Linked DNA regions of Homo sapiens: region 1 is linked to region 2. Evidence: chromatin loops called from intact Hi-C (ENCODE). Cell type or tissue: IMR-90. All regions are shown on one strand.

Region 1 (4,000 bases), 320 kb after region 2:
CAAGTGATCTGCCTACCTTGGCATCCCAAATTGCTGGGATTGCAGGCGTGAGCCACCACACCCAGCCAGAAGTCAGTTTTAAAACTTAAATTATTTGAGAGTAGGTATATTTTCAATTTGATTCTTACAAGTGACCTAAGGGATCTGGAAAAGAGGTAAAACTTTGCATGGTAAAGGTCCGGCATGCCCAAGGCTGGACTTGGTTCTAAAGCCTGCTTTGTTAACTGTTGTAAACGGCCACTGTAAGCATTGTAACATCTGTGGCCTAAGTCAGAGACTCAAGTGTTGGCCAGCAGGGCTAAGGAGTACTCTGAGCCCTTCAAGCTTAAGGGGGGATGGAGGCAGAGGCAAGTGAGAGGGGAAGAGTGGAGCCTGGCAATTATTTAGCAAGTTCTGTAGCACTGTGGAGTGGGTTTGTTGACTAAGCAGAAGGAATGCTGAACTTTTGGTCACACTTGATGCTTCCCGAGTGAGAGTACAAATGCTGACTTAGAAGCTCTAGTCATTTCACAAGTTTCTACCCATGTTTGTCTCATCTGGAGGGTTATATGCTATAATATGAGAAAGTTCATTTAACTTGCGCCTGGGGGACATTGAGTTAATGATGGCCTGGATGCTGAGGGGTTTTGCCAATACTCTCTTTTAGACAGTTCTTTAAGGCCCAAATACAACATTGCATTATTTGCTTATTTGGTGGTTAGGACTGTCATGTCAAGTGATTGGAGTTTTGCTTGAATCCCTTCCTAGGGCGAAATGTCTGGGCAAAATGGCTGCTAGTGAACCTCGGATGTTTGATATGCTGTGGTTGCAGTCACTCATAACCTAGTGGTTTTCTTCTTTTTGTCTTCATCACATTCTGAAACAAAAAATATGTTTCTATACTAACCAGAAAGGAAGACAGGTATAGTCGGGGGTATTACCTCTACATGGGGAAAGGGACGAAAAGAGAAGATAATTATTCAGAGGAACGAAAAGCAGCTAAAGCAGCTGGTAGCATCCATTGCAGCTTTAACTGTGGTGCACAAATGAGCTCCATTTACTTGATTACATCCCCCTTGGGTCCTCCTATTCGAATTCCAAGGGTATCCCATGTGGAGTTCACAGGCTCACTGAGTTTGCTGGGCTTGTGAGCGAAAATGGAACTGTCAGCATATTCATTTGAGCAGTGCTAGAAGTCAGGGTTTGTGACTTTAGGAAATGGAATCTTAGGAAATGTGGCAGTTTTTGAGCTCTGGGAAAGGCACCTTAGACCTGTCCTGTGAGCTGTCCTATGTCTCCTCCAGAGACCATGGCTACTTCTTAGGCCTGGCTCTGTTTATTCCTGTTCTTGGGCCTGCCTGACCTTGACAGATAAGCCTAAGATCAGTAGAGTCGTTGGTATAGCCTCTGCAATCACATCTCAGTTAATGATTTGAGGTATTTTTAAAGGCTGTATTTGCCAGTGTTAACTTAGCAGAAGGAAGGAAGCTCTTATCAGAAAATACGCCAAAGCTGGAGTCAGTTATGATCAAATGAAGTCGCAGACCTTGAAGCTTTATCTTTGTTTGCAGAGATCTCACAAATGGACATGTGAAAATTAAGCCAGACAAGCAGATATTTCATAGGAGTTATCAAGAATTCATGTGGAAGAAAAATACTTAGGTTGAGATGTGAGGACTCAAAAGTATCTGTTTTGATCTTACTAATAGTTGATGTTAAAATCAACTTCTGGTGACTACTTGAGCTTAATTTTTTGGAGGAAAGCCATTGTAATAGGCTCCCTCTGGCTTTCAGAATTATAAATATACAGTGCTTAAGGAAAAAGGGAGTACTTGAAACTTAAGTAATCCATGTGCTTTTAGTGAATATATTTAGTCTTTTTATAGCTGATTGACCAGATTTTCAAGTTTTAGAGGTTAAGTACATAAGTTTTTAGTCTTGAACTTTTTATTTTGAAGAAAGGGACCCAAAGGGAAATTTGGAGTGAAATACCTCATCTTCTTAATTGTAATCTTCACTTGGCATTCCGTGCTTTGGGTAATCCAGTGTTATGACAACTTTACTTTAGCACTCCTTACAGTAAAAGGAATGGGGCAATGAGATGCTTACGCTATGAGTTCCTCGTGCCTTGTGTGTCAGGTTTTCAGATTGACCACCACCTTGTCTGCTTTAATGTACTTTTATTTAAGTCACTTTTCCCTAATAGCCCAGTTCCTATTAGTGCTGCCACTGTTCTCTCCTCTCTTTTTTTTTTTTTTTTTTTTGACGGGCAGAAATGGAGTTAGGTAGTTTTTTTCCTCTCAATTTCCAGCTCAGAAAATCAGTTAATTGAGTATTCAGAGTGATGCTCACACTTGTTGCTCATGTGTAACCACAGTGGGATTGTGCTAATTAAGTAAGGCCTTGGTTGGTTTTTCTAATTCACCCCTCCTGTCTAGATTCCTTGGCTATTTGAAACAGTCCCAGGTTTACTCTGAACTCTCCACCCAGGATCCTATTCCACATGACTGTTCTCTGTGCCATCTCCCCAGGTTTTCCTTTCAGATATTTGTGTGGCCTGGTTAATGCCTCTTGAATGTTCATTGTACTTTGGCATTTATGTAAGAATTCAAGATTTTGTTCTATTTAGTTCAGGCCTTAGTGTACAGTCAGGTATTTGGCCAAATGTATTGTACATGACATTATTGTAGCTGTTGTTTACATTACAGGAATACTTCGGATATACCAATGCATGTGAAGAATGGGTTTCCCCTCAGTTTCACATAAACTTAGAAATGTCTCAACTGACATTTCTTTTTCTTTTTTTTAATTTTTAATTCTTTTTTTTTTTTTTTGAGACAGTTTCGCTCTGTCGCCCAGGCTAGAGTGCAGTGGTGTGATCTCAGCTCACTGCAAGCTCCGCCTCCAGTGTTCAGGCCATTCTCCTGCCTCAGCCTCCCAAGTAGCTGGGACTACAGGTGCCCGCCACCACGCTTAGCTAATTTTTTGTATTTTTAGTAGAGACGGGGTTTCACCATGTTAGCCAGGATGGTCTCCATCTCCTGACCCTGTGAACCACCCGCCTTGGCCTCCCAAAGTGCTGGGATTACAGGGGTGAGCCGCCGCGCCCAGCTCAACTGACATTTCTAAATGATCTATGTATAAACTGCTTTTTAGTAACTACTCATTTTTGGAATAATTTTTTAGGGCCAAATGAGTTTGAAACTAATACGCAAAAAATGTATTTCAGCTGAGATCTGTATCTGTGGACCTGAATGTTGATCCCTCGCTTCAGATTGACATACCTGATGCGCTCAGTGAGAGAGACAAAGTCAAATTTACAGTGCACACAAAGGTAAGTAACATGCAGTGGTAATACATACAGTGCTAGGTTGCAGCCTTGTTATTCACAGTGGATGTGAGAAGAGATTCCCTGAGCTTGAAACAGTTGCTATTCGTAGGGTAGCACTATTAAGTGAGAACCTCCCTAATCTATCTCACAGTAAGCATCAGGTGAGTGCCATTGTGGCGGCAGCAGCATTCTGCTGTGGCAGAGCCCTGGGCTGTGGGCATTGTTTTTTTGTTTTTTTTTTTTTTTTTTTTTTTTTTTTTTTGGAGACAGTCTCATTGTGTTGCCCAGGCTGGAATGAAGTGGCACCATCTTGGCTCACTGCAGCCCCTGCCTCCCGGGTTCAAGCAATTCTCCTGCCTCAGCCACCAGAGTAGCTGGGATTACAGGCCTGAGCCACCACACTCGGCTCAAACTCCTGACCTCAGGTGATGCACGTGCCTCAGCTTCCCAAAGTGCTGGGATTCAAGGCGTGAGCCAGAGCCACCACACCGGGCCCCAGCTTTGTTTTTAATTTGCATCCAAGGGAAGTTTGTCTCTGTAGCTTGCTTTTTTTCAGCATTTACTAAATTGGGAAAGACCTTTCCCATGTGGTTTTTTCTTAACGCCTGGGCGGCTTGAATAGCACACTTCAGTTATTCCGGAGGTAGTGTAAAAAGACTGGTGACATAATTCTCTGCCTGAGCTTACCAG
Region 2 (4,000 bases):
CCTGTAATCCTAGCACTTTGGGAGGCTGAGGCGGGTGGATCACAAGTTCAGGAGTTCAAGACTAGCCTGGCCAAAATGGTGAAACCCTGTCTCTACTAAATATACAAAAATTAGCCATGCGTGGTGGTGGGCGCCTGTAATCCCAGTTACTCGCGAGGCTGAGGCAGGAGAATCGCTTGAACCCGGGAGGCGGAGGTTGCAGTGAGCCAATATCGTGCCACTGCACTCCAGCCTGGGTGACAGAGTGAGACTCTGTCTCAAAAAAAAAAAAAAAAAAAAAAAGTTGAGAGAATCATACAGTGAATATCCAGATGCCCGCCATAGTTATTTTTTACTATATATCTTTTGTTATATTTTCTGTCATCCCTCTATCCATCCATCAGTTCATCCACTTTTTTGATGCATTTCAAAGTTGCAGACATCAGTTCACCCCTAAATCGTTCAGCATACATGTCATTAGAGTTCAGTATTTGTCAATGGTTTTTTTTTTTAAATTTAAAACATACAACAAAATGCACAGATCTTAAGTGTACTATTCGATGAATCTTGACAAATGCAGACACCCATAAAACCCAAACCCTTCTCGAGATGAGAATATCCCCGCCATTCTGGAAGGTTTCCTCATGCCCCTTCCCAGTCAAACTCAATTCTGTTGCCTCAAAGGCAGTCACCAAATTAGTGATTCCTGTTCTAGAACATCACATAAATGGAATTAGCTTTTTTTTTTCTTTTCCTTTTAGAAGCCTGTGGTCTTAGCAAAGAGTTGCAAACATTCAACACATCCTTATTAGGCTCCAGCTATCTATCTGTAAGAATTTGTTTATAGGATATGTTTGTTTTAGTGGAGTAGCAAGAAGGCTTGAAGGACTGCCAAGGACACACCCTTCATACAAAGGCACCCACATCAACGCACTAGATGAGAGAGCATCACAATCCCATGTAAGGGCAGAGTAAGCCCCCCACCCCAGGCTGGGAGATTAATGGGTTACAGCAGTTGGCCCCAACCTAGGGATCTTTGGCTTCCAGGTATCCCCAGAATTACCTTTGAACTCCACTATTATTTTTAGTATTTCAAAATATCAAATTGAAATGATACATTAATCTTGCATAGGGCTGCACAGACTAACAAAAGTACTTTTTTTCTTTCTACTGTTGATTGTTATTGTAGAATTATAATAGCGAACATCTCTGGCATATTTATAATGTATCAATCACTGTTTCAAGCATTTCACATTTTAAATTTCATTTGATAATATCAGTAGCGTAACGTCTCATACATGGTCATTGTTTCTGTACTTTTTTAAATGAGAAAATGCATTTTTACTCTAAAAGTGTGGCTTGCTTGGTAGACTAAAAACCTTCAAATATGAGGCCTGTGGAGAAAAATAATGAAAGGAATGGCTGGACTAAATAGAGGCAAGTCGGCTGGGCGCAGTGGCTCACGCCTGTAATCTCAGCACTTTGGGAGGCCAAGGCGGGCGGATCACAAGGTCAAGAGATCGAGATCATCCTGGCCAACATGGTGAAACCCTGTCTCTATTAAAAGTATAAAAATTAGCTGGGCCTGGTGGCGGGTGCCTGTAGTCCCAGCTACTCGGGAGGCTGAGGCAGGAGAATGGCTTGAACCCGGGAGGCTGAGGTTGCAGTGAGCTGAGATCATGCCATTGCACTCCAGCCTGGGTGACAGAGCAAGACGCCGTCTCAAAAAAAAAAAAAAAAAAAAAAAAAAATAGAGGCAAGTCTCTCTTTGATTCTTAAGGAAATCTATGCTTGGGGAACCTTTGTTAACGTATTGAAAATGTGAATAGTGACATTACAGGAAGTTGAAGGTATAAATCGTAAGAAATTGGCACTATAGATTTGTGATTAATTTTTCTTGATTTTTACAAAGGCATAAGAGACTGGAGTTACGAGTTCATTTTCCTCTTGTTACTGAGGGGTCTGGGCCAGGGAGTCCGGTTTCTTCCTCTTTCGAGATTTAACCAATTGTGTGACCGTGGATGAGGCATTTGACCCCTTTGGGCCTCAGTTTCCCATGTGTAATGTGTAGTTTGAACTAGTCATCTCTAAAGCCCTTTCCAGGAATGAAAGTATGTGGTTCTCTGACGTTTGCTCCAAGATGCTCATCCGCTGAAAGCCTTGCCCTGGCTCCACGGGCTTCAGCCCTTTGAACAGAAGAGGGCGCCCTAAACATGGTGATTCCTTCCTTTCCCTGCGGGCCCTTTTGGCAATTCAGGTAGAGGACCGGCGCAAGTGTTCTCGTCAGGATTCAGTTGTCCAGAGGCCAGCATTTTCCCTGGACAAGGGGTAGCTAAGGCCTCAGAGGAAGCCACTGACTTTGCATCTTTCCAAATCTTGTGAGGTTGAAATTTTAATTATATTTTAACTATGGATATAATTGAAGAAGATGGAAAAAAGACACTATTGTAATTCCATAGTCAGTTACTGCTCTAAAATAAAATGCAGATAAGTAATATAGCCATTCTCGTTCTTGTTGACTGGAGGGGGTGGGGTATGGACGTGTCACGTATTGTCTCAGGGCTCTCAGGGCATGGCTTCATTCATTCATTCCATATTTTCCGAGGGTCTACTTGGTGCCAACTACTGTTTGTTTATAGCGTCAACCAAACAAAGCCCTTGTCCCCATTGAAGCTAATATTGTATGAGCATTTTCAAAATGGTGGGCTGAAATGGATCCTCAGGCCTCGAAATGCATGCATGGAGCCATATTTGAGCTAACTAAGGGTGTGAAGCTTCCATACACCAAGTAGTTTCCAAAGGAAACTGCCCAGGGACAGAACATCTGCTTATCAGGAGTTTTGCCACTAGCAAAATGGAGTAATTGGGAAAATGACTGTTGAACAAGTTAAATGTACAGGTACAACATTCTTTCTTTCTTTCTTTCTTTTCCTGAGACAGAGAGTCTCCCTCTGTCGGCCAGGCTGGAGTGCAGTGGCGCAATCTCCGCTCACTGCAACTTCTGCCTCCCAGGTTCAAGTGATTCTTCTGCCTCCACCTTCCAAGTAGCTGGGATTACAGGCGCCCACCATCATGCCCGGCTAATTTTTGTATTTTCAGTAGAGACGGGGTTTCGCCATGTTGGCCAGGCTGTTCTTAAACTCCTGACCTCAGGTGATCCACCCACCTCGACCTCCCAAAGTGTTGGGATTACAGGCGTGAGACACCGCGCCTGGCCCAACATTCTTGAAAGAAGGACAAGAAAGCTACCTGCATTTGTCCACACTGCTCAGTCTCAAGGTAATAAAGGGAGTGGAAGGCTATTAGCATTCAGGCAAACGCAGCAGCTAAAGCGCCTGTTATGGGCAACAGCACAGGCTGTAGAGTGAGGCTGCCCAAGTTTCAATGCAAGCTCTGCCACTCACCCTCTGGCTGAACTGGCGGAAATTTCTTAACCTGCATGAGGTTCTGTGGGTCATGTGGGGATTCAATGGGTCCACATATTTAAGCCATCAGAACAGTGGCCTCGCACACAGTAATTGCTCAGTAAATTTTCACCATACTTACCGATGTGATTATCAGTATAACCTTAAATTGGTCCCGTTCCTGATTTCTTTTCATTCTGACTAAATCCTTTTAAATCTTGGGTTAAAAGGCTAAATAAATTTGCTTAGCCAGAACAAGAGAAAGGTTTGTTGAGCATCTGCTATTCTACTGTTCTAGGAACAAGGATTTGGCAATAAATGAGATAGAGCCTCTGTCTTCTCAGGAGCTTACAGCAGACAATAAATACATTAAAAAGCAAACAAACAAGTTCAGATGTAATGGATTTGAGTAGTATTTCTCTCTTTGGAATGAATTATAACCACATTAAAATCTTACTTGTGATGTTCTTGATGCTACACATTCATGTAAGAGAACATCTTCCACTTAAGGAATTGATGTATGAATCCTAGCAAAAAACTGAGTAAGTCAGGATATCTTCTGGCTTTCTTTTCCAGTTCCACAAGATATAAGCAGAAACTGGAGATGCTACACATTC

What was found. A loop is a pair of places that touch in the nucleus more often than their neighbours do. Peaks named below come from ENCODE experiments on the same cell type or tissue, not always from the same donor. Only the 100,000 strongest peaks of a DNase experiment are listed, where the experiment ranks them.
Region 1: a loop joins it to region 2, with 8 times the contacts of the local background. A loop is called at or near these places in 27 of 110 quality-filtered maps.

Annotation. Positions count from the first base shown.
Region 1 is chr20:17,956,246-17,960,245 of GRCh38, reverse strand. SNX5 (sorting nexin 5) reads left to right here. Exons shown (of 13, transcript NM_014426.4): 2 at 3,209-3,313. Among named protein-coding and RNA genes, the nearest start is that of SNORD17, 4.7 kb to the left of the region's middle. In IMR-90, CTCF peaks have their summits at 294 and 1,764; DNase peaks (open chromatin) are centred at 405, 1,755 and 2,665; H3K27ac peaks cover 2,488 bases.
Region 2 is chr20:18,275,102-18,279,101 of GRCh38, reverse strand. The region is part of intron 2 of LOC124904876 (a long non-coding RNA gene); the gene reads right to left. Among named protein-coding and RNA genes, the nearest start is that of ZNF133, 11 kb to the left of the region's middle. In IMR-90, a CTCF peak has its summit at 2,166 (motif pointing right); a DNase peak (open chromatin) is centred at 2,131; H3K27me3 peaks cover 218 bases.